Regions from separate parts of the Homo sapiens genome. Here region 2 is linked to region 1. A link is an interaction called in ENCODE POLR2A ChIA-PET data of the cell type or tissue named here. Cell type or tissue: OCI-LY7. All regions are shown on one strand. Each heading gives the region's core, and the rest is flanking DNA. Links, peaks and the distances in the headings are about the cores only. Region 1 overlaps ARHGAP12 (Rho GTPase activating protein 12). Region 2 has its middle 14 kb from the start of LINC02644.

Region 1 (5,380 bases), core at 264-5,263:
CTTGAATAATGAATTATTCATGTACTCATTTAATATTTATTGAGCACCAGCTATGTACCTTGTATCGTGCACAGTTCGAAGAATATGATGATGAGCAGAGAGCATATCTTTGAACAGAACCATGCTTATGAATAAATACCTGACATCTAGGTAGAATAGTATATTATTTCTGTTGCTTCCCTATTATTTCCCATAAGAAAAAAATTTGATTTAACTGGATGTTCCCTGACCTCTGGGCATAGTTAAAGGTACCTGCAGAGAATGGCCAGAAACCCTGTAGAAGCATGTAGGCACCATCACTATAACCATTAAGAACTTGGAATGCATGGGATATCCCAATAGGATTCTACTAGTGTAGCACTGATGGTATTAGTTATGGAATTTATCTGATTTAAAAATTGCCAGCTTAGTGTCAGCCTGATAGACTATATAGTATTGTCTTTTTTTTAAAATACTAGAGCCAAGTGTGAGCCATATTAGGTGATTTGTAGGTAATGCAGGTAATTAGTAGGATGAGGCAATGAATAGGATACGATCTGAGGTCAGAGGAGAAATATTTGGGGAAGATTAAGTTAAATAAGTTAAACAATTTTGAGAGGTAGAAATTCTGTATTTTGTCTCTTTGACTTGAGCCAACTACTAATAAAATTATATTTTCAAAATAAATTTTTTCATTTTTAAAGAAGACCACTCAAGTTTTTTGTGATAATCATATCCATAGTTAAACAAGAGAAATATTCTTAACTTTTTGTTATTGTTGTTACTGTTTTGAGAGAGGGTCTCACTCTGTTGCCCAGGCTGGAGACCTCTGCCTTCCAGGCACAAGCAATCCTCCAGCCTCAGCTTCCCAAGTAGCTGGGAACACAGGGGTGTGCCACCACGCCTAGCTAATTTTTGTATTTTTTTGTTAAGATGGGGTTTCATCATGTTGCCCAGGCTGGTCTTGAACTCCTGAGCTCAAGCAATCTGCCTGCCTAGGCCTCCCCAACTGCTGGGATTACAGGTATGAGCCACTGCACTTGGCCTTATTCTTGTCTTTTTAAATAGATATTAAACCTTACATGTAAATTAACACTGTTGAAATACACTGTTAATGATAAAGTGACACTTTGACCTATGTTCTATTTTTGCATAGCTGAAATAGTTGAAGATTTCATTTTCTGTTCTTTCTGATGTTATAGAAGGGGACTCTTAATGTTAAAGGGATGGCAATTTGTAATGATTTGAAGGAATTACTTTGGAAGAATGAAGAACAATACATATTCATCTGATTTTTGTGTACATGGTTTTAACAAAATCTAGCTTAAAAATTGGGAGGGTATTTTCACAGGGCTTGGCAAACATTTTCTGTAAAGAGCCCAGTAACAAACATTTTAGGTTTTGTGAGCCATGTGGTCTCTGTTGCAAGTGTTCAACTCTGCCATTGTAGCATGAGAACCTAAGTGCATAGCCAATATGGAAACAGAGGAGCATGGCTTTGTTTCAACAAAACTTTATTTACAAAAGAAGGCAGCAGGCTGGATTTGGACCATAGTTTGCTTATCCCTATACTATAAAGGAATATAGGGAACTGCTGCATTTTTTAAATTTTTTACACTTTTTGCCTCATTTTAATAAATGTAAAATACAATAAGACATTCAAATACAAAATTGCACAAGCACTGCTATACAGATAATACCTGAGGCTTCTGAAACAGAAGTGTCTATTATGTGATTTCTCAAAAAGCTGATCAGTTAGTGTAAGGAAGTTCTGATTTTATTTATTGAAGTAGGTTTAGGAGTTTTAGTGTGAAATTATGGAAGTCCAAGATGTTTGAAAGTTGAAAATCTGTGTAAACGGTCATGGCCTGTCCCTATTATGATTGTATTATGATTACAACCTCATTCAGGATATCAACAAAAGTTAAAATTGGGTGGTGAATTTCTGCTTTCTTTTTCAACTTATTCTGTTTTCCAACTTCTTTTTAAAAGAAGGGTACTTTTACCTTTTGTATCTGTGTTTCATAATTTAAAGAAGATTATGTATAACATTTTGTGCAGCTTAATCATCACTTTTCTAGTCAGGAAAATGTTTTATTTTTTATTTTTGTGAGACAGGGTCTCCTGTGTCACCCAGGCTGGAGCTTACTGCAGCCTCAACTTCCCAGGCTCAGGTGATCTGCCCACCTCAGCCTCCCAAGTAGTTGGAAATACAGGCATGTGTCACCACACCCAGTTAATTTTTTGTAGAGACAGGGTTTCTCCACGTTCCCCAGGCTGGTCTCAAACTGCTGGGCTCAAGCTATGTGCCCGCCTTGACTTCCCAAAGTACTGGAATTATAGGCAGGCGCCACCTCACCCAACTGGTTTTAAAATTTCATTAATTATCTGCTAAATATCTTCCTTGAGTGTGTCAGATTTTCTTTCATTATTTTATGCTTATTTTGAAAAACCTCATTAAGCACCCATGTCATGTGGATGGTATTGCTAAAACACTCAAGTAGTTGTAACGCACACAATGGGATCAAACCTTGTTTTGTAGAAAACGATTTCACTTTTTAGTTAAAGTAGTTTTTTCTTCATTGGCAGTTTTGTTAATGTAATTTAAATGTGTTTTGTGGAGAAAAATAATCTGTTTATCAGGTACAATAGCTTACTAGCCAGCTGTTCTTTATACACAATCAAGTGAGAAGGAGTGTGATCTTTTTGACTTTCCAACTTCAGATTTAATGACTTAAAATGGGAATTGATAAATGTCAGTCTTCCTCTAGAAACTATAGGTAATTAGAAAAATGTTATGGATACTTTATAATAGTATAGTTATTCTGATATATTTTTATTGATACATAGGTAGTTTTTATGTTAGTGTATTTACTAAAACAGAGTATGAAGACTGAAAGCTGGGATAACCAGACTTGTTTCTTCCTCTGGTAGCACTTTGTTCTGTTAAAAGGAACCAGGCGTCTTTATGCTACTTTCAGTATATCTCATTCTAATGCGCAACAGCGTCCCAAAAGGAAATGCTGAGCAAGAAATTAGTAAATCTTAACTGACTTTAGATCTGCCACAGATTTTTCTCATTTGCCTGTTTGATTTCTCCTTGGGATATTGAGATGCCTGATGAAAAAGAACAAGCATTTGGGACCAAAAGGAGCTGACACATGTCTCAAGTGATCTTGGAACAGGATATTGAGTCTTCAGATGAGGATTAGGAGTTAATTTGACTTACGGAGAAACTGGAAAAACTTGTCTTTTGTATTTTAGAACCTTTTCTAAAAATTCTGAACTGAGAGCTAGTTTGGGAGTAGGGGTTGTAACTGCCCTTAAAGGATACTCAAGACCTTGAAAAACAAACTGCGGTTTTAACTAGCACTAACTGTTCGTAGCACTGGAATATACCTACTAGGTGAATTTTTGTTTCCTGCACTTTGAAATATGAGAAGAATGTTTTATATTTCTCTTCCTGGGGATGGGGTTATATGAACTTAAGGAAGGTCAACTAAATTGCTTTAAATTTAGCTGCTGACTGATTTTTTTCCTCCGCTTTTGGATTAATGGTCTTCAGTGCATATGTAAGATGTTGTGGAGTAGAAAACGTGTAAAGTATTAGTGGGTTTTTTTTTTTTTTGGTGGTTTTTTGTTTTTGTTTTTGTTTTTGTTTTTTTTGAGATGGAGTCTTGCTCTGTTGTCAGCCTGGAGTGCAGTGGTGCCGTTTTGGCTCACTGGAACATCTGCCTCCCAGGTTCAAGCAATTCTCCAGCCTCAATAGCTGGGATTACAGGTGTGTGCCACCACACCCAGCTAATTTTTAAATATTTTAGTAGAGATGGGGTTTTGCCATGTTGGCCAGGCTGGTCTCTACCGCCTGACCTCAGGTGATTCACCTGCTTTGGCCTCCCAGAGTGCTGGGATTACAGGCGTGAGCCACTGTGCCCGGCCTGATGTTATTTTTTTTATGATGACCTTTAGAGCAATAGGTAAGTTTTATTTGAGGAGTTTCAAAAGAGAAGGGCTCTGGGTACCTACCCCAAAGAACTGTAAGCCAGGGATTCAAAAAGGTGTTTGTACACCATGTTCATAGCAGAATTGTTCACTATAGCCAAAAGGTGGAAGCAACTGTGTCTATTGATGGATGAATACATTAATAATAAATACACAGACACACACAATGGAATATTATTCAGCCTTGAAAAGAAAGGAAATTCTGACACATGCTAAGTGAAATAAGTCACAAAAGGACAAATACTGTATAATTCCACTTATATGAGGTGCTTGAATTCATAGAGACAGAAAGTAGAATGGTGGTTGCCAGGGACTGGGGAGAGGGAGGATGGGGAGTTAATGTTTAGTGAGTATGGAGTTTCAGTTTTGCAAGATGAAAGAAGTTCTGGAGATGGATGGTGGTGATGGTTGCACCGTAGTGGGAAAGTACTTAGTGTGACCGACCTGTACACATGAGAATGGTTAAAGTGGTACATTTTATGTTATGTATATTTTATCACAGTTATTTAATGAAAAGAGAAAAGTGCTGGGAATGAATAGTGTCTAGACAGGCCTCAGTTTTGTGGAACTTTAGGATGAATTGTTCATTTAAAGAGGTGGTTAACTTTTGATCACTGTGATTACAGAACAATCCTATTCCCCCTTACCCATCCTTCCCTACCCTACCCAATCCTTTGTCTTTTTTATTAGCAATTTGGAGAACTTGCTTGTGGGAACTGTATTCTCATTGTGACTTTTTATGAGAATTATAATTCTAAGCTTAGTGACTTCATTTCTGCTTAGACTGAACCCAAAATATCTGTGATCTTGAATGAACCCTTCCTCCTTACCTACTCTACTTTTTCTGGGTAAACTTTAAGTTTTGAGTATTGACCTCCATGGGTATCATAAGTGTTCTGTGCTTCTAGAGCTTAGCTAGAGAATTTCTTAAAGATCATTCCAGAATTGTTACATGACTTTAAAATTAATGGCCCTTTTTCTCCCGTAAGCATTTTTTTCTTTTTAATCTCATTTCAAAAATAGATGAACTCCTTCTAGAATAAATTAGAAAGTACAGATAAGCAGACAAACAAACCCAGCAGTAATTCCATGACTCAGAAATAAGTGACAGAAACTTACATATGGTCTTCTGTAAGTTTTCTGGCAGATACATGAGTATGTGTGTGAAAATTTTTTTTTTTTTTTTTTTTTTTTTTTTTGAGACAGAGTCTTGCGTTGTCACCCAGTCTGGAGTGCTGTGGCGCCATCTTGGCTCACTGCAACCTCTGCCTCCCGGGTTCAAGAGATTCTCTTGCCTCAGCCTCCCGAGTAGCTGAGATTACAGGTGCTGGCCACCACGCCTGGCTAATTTCTGTATTTTTAGTAGAGATGAGGGTTCACCATGTTGGCCAGGCTGGTC
Region 2 (5,380 bases), core at 318-5,317, 1.2 Mb after region 1:
TGGGATTAACTCCAATATGACTGACAGCAAACGACAGCATCTTATACATCCACATTCACTATAACATTGGGTGGAAGGTTTCATATGTTATTTATTGCTAAAGAGTTTTTCAGGAAGATAATCAATTGCACATACTCAGTGATATTAAACTAATTGTATCAATGAAAACATAAAAATGTGATAAGATATTAATTACTGGTATTTTCACTTTACATAAAAGACCAGAAATTTCATGCGGATGGCATACGAAAAACTACAAACTTAATATGGGTCTTTCTTTTAGGATATAATACTAAAAATAATAATAAATAATAAAAAGGTTGGCAATGGCCATTCACCATTTGGGGGAAACTTCCATTCTCCAACAGCATGGTAGAGCTTGCAGATAATGTACATGGCAGAGACCAACTTGTCTCTCAGTGTAATCAACCCCGAGTACAACAGGGTTTTAATCTGCCTGGGGCATTCCACAATACAGCCTTTATCCTTGAGGGTAACAAGTTAGATGGCCTCATAATATCAGAGAGAAAAACTAGTTCTTCTTCATGCTGGCAGCTGAGAATGCACTAATCTAAAAATTAATATATCTCAAAAAGTTAAAGGGGAAAAAATGGGTTTCATTATCATCTGCCAGGCTTTATAGACACTGGCTGACCCATGCAGAAAGGGAAAAAGGGTCTAGGGCTCCGGGGAGCTGCTGGCGAGGCCTCATCTTTGCAATACTGGAGCATGGTCTCCATCGTGCTCTTTTGGTCAGAGGCACGGCAGATGCGGGCAGAACCAGTGATCTTGTTCTCGATGGGCCACCAGCCTTGCCAGAGGCACACCTCGTGGTGATTGTCAAGGAAAGGCACTGTGAGGGCAGGGACAGAGCCCGACCGTCAGGAGCTCCTTCACGGACACTTCCAGTTCACTCCTCCCCAAACCCAGTGGATGTTGTCCCTCCCCACTGCTGTGTCACAGGGGGAAACCCCCTTGGCTGTCAAACCAGGGGCAAAGGGGCAAACGGAAACCCAGGACACTTAGCCCTTTGAAAGTTCAACTGGGAGAAGCCTGTAGGCAGAGAGAGGTGGTGTCAAGGAGTTGGTCTCTTTCATTCCTCATCCTCCAGGCCCTCCTCCCTTTGCCCCAGCTCAAGCCCCTGGCCCTTCTGGATACTGGCAGGGCTGTGCTAAGAGTGGAAGGGATAATGCATGTGCCACTCAAGGGACTGTTAGCACCACCTATCTCCAAAGAGCACAATCAACACTGGAGCACACATCTCACTGCAGACAGGTCAGTGGCATTCCTGCCCTGCACGTGACTGCTTAGCAGTGAGGTGAGCTCATGGCTCTCTTACAGAGAAATGGGCTTTAAACATCAAAACTGTGGCCAGGAGTCATGGCTCATGCCGGTAATCCCAGTGCTTTGGGAGGCTGAGGAGGAAGGATTGTTTGAGCCCAGGAGTTCAAGACCAGCCTGGGCAACATGGTGAGACCCTATCTCTACAAAAAGAAAAAAAAAATTGCTAGGCGTGGTACATGCCTATAGTCCCAGTTACTCAGAGGCTGAGGTGGGAAGATCACTTGAGCCCAGGAGTTTGAGGCTGCAGTGAGCCATGACTGTGTCACTGCACTCCAGCCTGGATGACAGAGTGAGATCCTATCTCTAAAAAATAAAATAAAATGAAATAAATTGAAAATAAAAATTGTTCTACTGCCTTTTCCTCCTCACTTTTTCTCCTCCTCAAATTGTCAGCCTGACTCTTACTCCAGGTGGCAAAACGCCTCTCACTCTTGCTAGTTGGCTCACAGTGTGTCCTTTCCTGGCATGCATTTCAGGATTCTGTGAAAACCACACTTTAAAAGCCCAGTGGAGGTTGATAACCCGCCCTGAGCCCCAGGATGAAGGGCGTGGGCACAGCCTCTCTTTCTGGTGGCTAAGGTTTTCCAAGCATGACATGTGCACTGGTCAAACTTTCAGTGGTGCCCTGAGATCCCAGTGCAAGGTGAGGTCCCTGGCTGCAGCTCCAGGCTCTTGTAATGTGAGAAGCAACAAACACAAACTGAGAGGCAGCTGACCTTGGCTTCATTGGAGGGTGGGTGGGAGGGGTTGTCAAGCCCAGTCTCTTGTGACTTTCCCAACCAGAATGAGGGCACAGAGCCCTGACCTTGGGATCAGAAGACCTGGGCTGGAGTCTTGGCTCTGCTGCGGAGACTTGGTATGGCAGACCCTGTTCACTGGCTAACTTAGCCGATACCTCAACACCCTTCTCCCTGGCCATTTGCTTTCCCAGGCTCCCTTGCAGCTGGGGTTGGCCATGTGACAAGCTCTGGCCAATGAGACATAAGCAGAAGTCTGCTGGGGGCTTCTGGGAAAACGTCTTTTTTATCTGATTAAAGAGAGAGATGTGGCTATTAAGTTCCCTTTTTTCCTCCACCCTTCTTTCTCTTTCTGTCTTAAATGCAAACATGATGGCTGGAGCAATGGCAGTTGACGGGTGACCATGCAGCAACAAGACTGAGAGGAAGGCTGGGAGAAGAGTGGAGACGCCAGGCCTGCCACTGTGGTGCTTAACCTGTTCTTAGCTGACGTCTTTGGGTGGGTTAAGTAACTGAGCCTTGTTGCTTATGCTATAATGTGTGGCTGATTTCACCCTCCCTCCTTTGGGTTTAGGGGTGAGGATGAAATGAGCTAACATAAGCACATGTTCTGGGTGTGCAGAAGCACATAGAAGGTGTGTCTTCTGCTGCTCAGCATAGCTGCCCCCTGCAGGCCTTACCTGGCTGGGGCACGCTGTATAGATCTTCCTGCAGGAAGGGCATGGAACTGACCACAGAGGGGGCTCGGGCAGGGTACACGAACTCCGTGGCTGCGAAATCCCCAGAGGAGCTGCTGAGGACGAACAGGCGGGGCGCGAAGTTAAAACTTCCGGGATCTTTGAAAGAAAAGAGAACAAAGCTGAAGATATCATGTGCATCAAAGTAAATTCCAGATGAAGAATGAATGTAAAATATGAAATAATTCAAAGCACTGTGGAAACACAGGTAGAATTAATCCGAGCTTCGAGGTGGAGAAGACCTGCTAAATTGTAATAGTAAAAGAACTGGCCGGGCGCGGTGGCTCACGCTTGTAATCCCAGCACTTTGGGAGGCCGAGGCAGGCGGATCATGAGGTCAGGAGTTCGAGACCAGCCTGGCCAACACGGTGAAACCCGTCTCTACTAAAAATACAAAAATTAGCTGGGCATGGTGGCACATGCCTGTAATCCCAGCTACTCAAGAAGCTGAGGCAGGAGAATCACTTGAATCCGGGAGATGGAGGTTGCAGTGAGCCGAGATTGTGCCACTGCACTCCAGCCTGGGCAACAGAATGAGACTCCGTAACAAAACAAACAAACAAACAAACAAGCAAGCAAACAAACAAAAAAAACTGGAGTCTCTGGTTCTATATCACCGCAACTTTTCCTAGCTCCAATCCCATTTCCAACATTACAACTGTATTGAGGTTTGAAGGGAAGAAGAAAACTCATTTAAGTTCCTAAAAGTTCAGGGGTCATTTTTATTTGTTTTTTGGCCATTTGTTTGGTAAAGTATCTGTAACGTAGGTTCCATAAATGATTCTAATAATTTCTTAAAGCATTTTCACTAAAAACAGCCTTTCGTACCATCCACTGTGGATCTGAACTGGCTAAGTTTGTATGTTTTTGAGAGGGCAAAATAAAATAGGAACCATCAATGACTACATTATAAATAACTATAATTAATTTGGAAGCCACTCAACTGAAATTTCTGCTAACTTAGCAAAAAAATTTTGCCTTTGATTAGCAATCCTGTTCCTCAAAGTAGTGAAAATCTGTTGCACCAACTAGATTACTGGGGAAAGGCATGTTTCAAATAGCTCATAACAGTCTATAAAGACCTAGACATTTTTAGCACTCAAATACATTGTGTAAATACACATTTACACTTAAATAACCAATATTACGTCCTAACATTCTAAACAGACTTGACCGTATATACCCAAAATACAACTGTATCTCTTTTTAAAAGTATTTTTATTTTAGAGACAGGGTCTTGCTCTACTGCTCAGGCTGGAGTGTAGTGGTATAACCATAGCTCACTGCAGCCTTGAACTCCTGGGCTCAAGTGATCCTCCTGGCTCAGCCTCCCAAAGCGCTGGGACTACAGGCAGATGCCACTATACTGGGCTGATTTTTTAATTTTTTGTACAGATGGGGTTTTACTGTGCTGCCCAGGGTAGTCTTGAACACCTGGCCTTAAGTGATCCTCCCACCTCAGCTTCCCAAAACTCAGGGATTACAGATGTAAGCCTAGACTTTTATTTCTTTAAAGATATTTTACAAAATGGGCATTTCACTAATTTTCCTTACAGTTTTCCTGCATGTATTGAAATGTAGTCCTATATACAAATTAATTTTTCTTATGTGTATTTATTTTTAATTTTATCAATGTAAATATTCAATTTTCAGTGTGAAGAACTTATGGGGTCATTCTTTTCACAGCCTTGATCAGTTGCCTAATTTAAAGTGTAATACAAAAATTAATGGGGTGTGGTGGCGGGGGCCTGTAATCCCAGCTATTTGGGAGGCCAAGGCAGGGAGAATTGCTTGAACCCAGGAGACAGAGGTTGCAGTGAGCCGAGGTTGCGCCACTGCACTCCAGCCTGGGCAACAGAGTGAGAACCTGTCTCAAAAAAAATAAATAGGGCCGGGCGCGGTGGCTTATGCCTGTAATCCCAGCACTTTGGGAGGCCGAGGCAGGCGGATCACCAGGTCAGGAGATTGAGACCATCCTGGCTAACACGGTGAAACCTCACTTCTCTAAAAATACAAAAAATTAGCCGGGCATGGTGGTGGGCACCTGTAGTCTCAGCTACTCAGGAGGCTGAGGCAGGAGAATGATGTGAACCCAGTAGGTGGAGCTTGCAGTGAGCCGAGATCATGCCACTGCACTCCAGCCTGGGCAACAGAGCGAGACTCTGTCTCAAAATAAATAAATAAATAAATAAATAAATAAATAAATAAATAAAATAATAAAATAAATAAATAAATAAAGTTTGGATATGTTATGCCATCAAAAGAGTTTCAAGAATAAGTTTGGTACCAGTAGGAATAACAGAAAACAGAGATATGAAGACTGCTCGTGGTTAAGTATTCTTGCCCCAGAGCCACCTATTTATAGAAATTAAACCCCTATCACGCCCCGGAGGAGCCTGGCTCAGCATCCCTGAGCACCTCAAGCAGCTGTCTCCTGACCCTGGTGGGGCACGAGCAACCCTACCCTGCAGGCACTGGGCCAGGACATTGACCCTAGCAGGCCGGCCAGCATTGGCCAAGTGGAGGCTGTACCACCTGTGCAGCTGCTGCTTTTGCTGACCC

What was found. ChIA-PET counts read pairs that join two places held together with the same protein. Peaks named below come from ENCODE experiments on the same cell type or tissue, not always from the same donor. Only the 100,000 strongest peaks of a DNase experiment are listed, where the experiment ranks them.
Region 2: POLR2A ChIA-PET joins it to region 1 with 6 read pairs; 2 of 35 experiments call an interaction of 5 or more read pairs at or near these places.

Annotation. Positions count from the first base shown.
Region 1 is chr10:31,874,774-31,880,153 of GRCh38, reverse strand. All of the region lies in intron 3 of ARHGAP12 (Rho GTPase activating protein 12), which reads left to right. Among named protein-coding and RNA genes, the nearest start is that of ARHGAP12, 51 kb to the left of the region's middle. In OCI-LY7, for the core only: no CTCF peak of the experiment used is centred there; no DNase peak of the experiment used is centred there.
Region 2 is chr10:30,706,835-30,712,214 of GRCh38, reverse strand. It overlaps the pseudogene SVIL2P. Among named protein-coding and RNA genes, the nearest start is that of LINC02644, 14 kb to the left of the region's middle. In OCI-LY7, for the core only: a CTCF peak has its summit at 2,739 (motif pointing left); DNase peaks (open chromatin) are centred at 2,744 and 5,224; H3K4me3 peaks cover 635 bases; H3K27ac peaks cover 1,649 bases.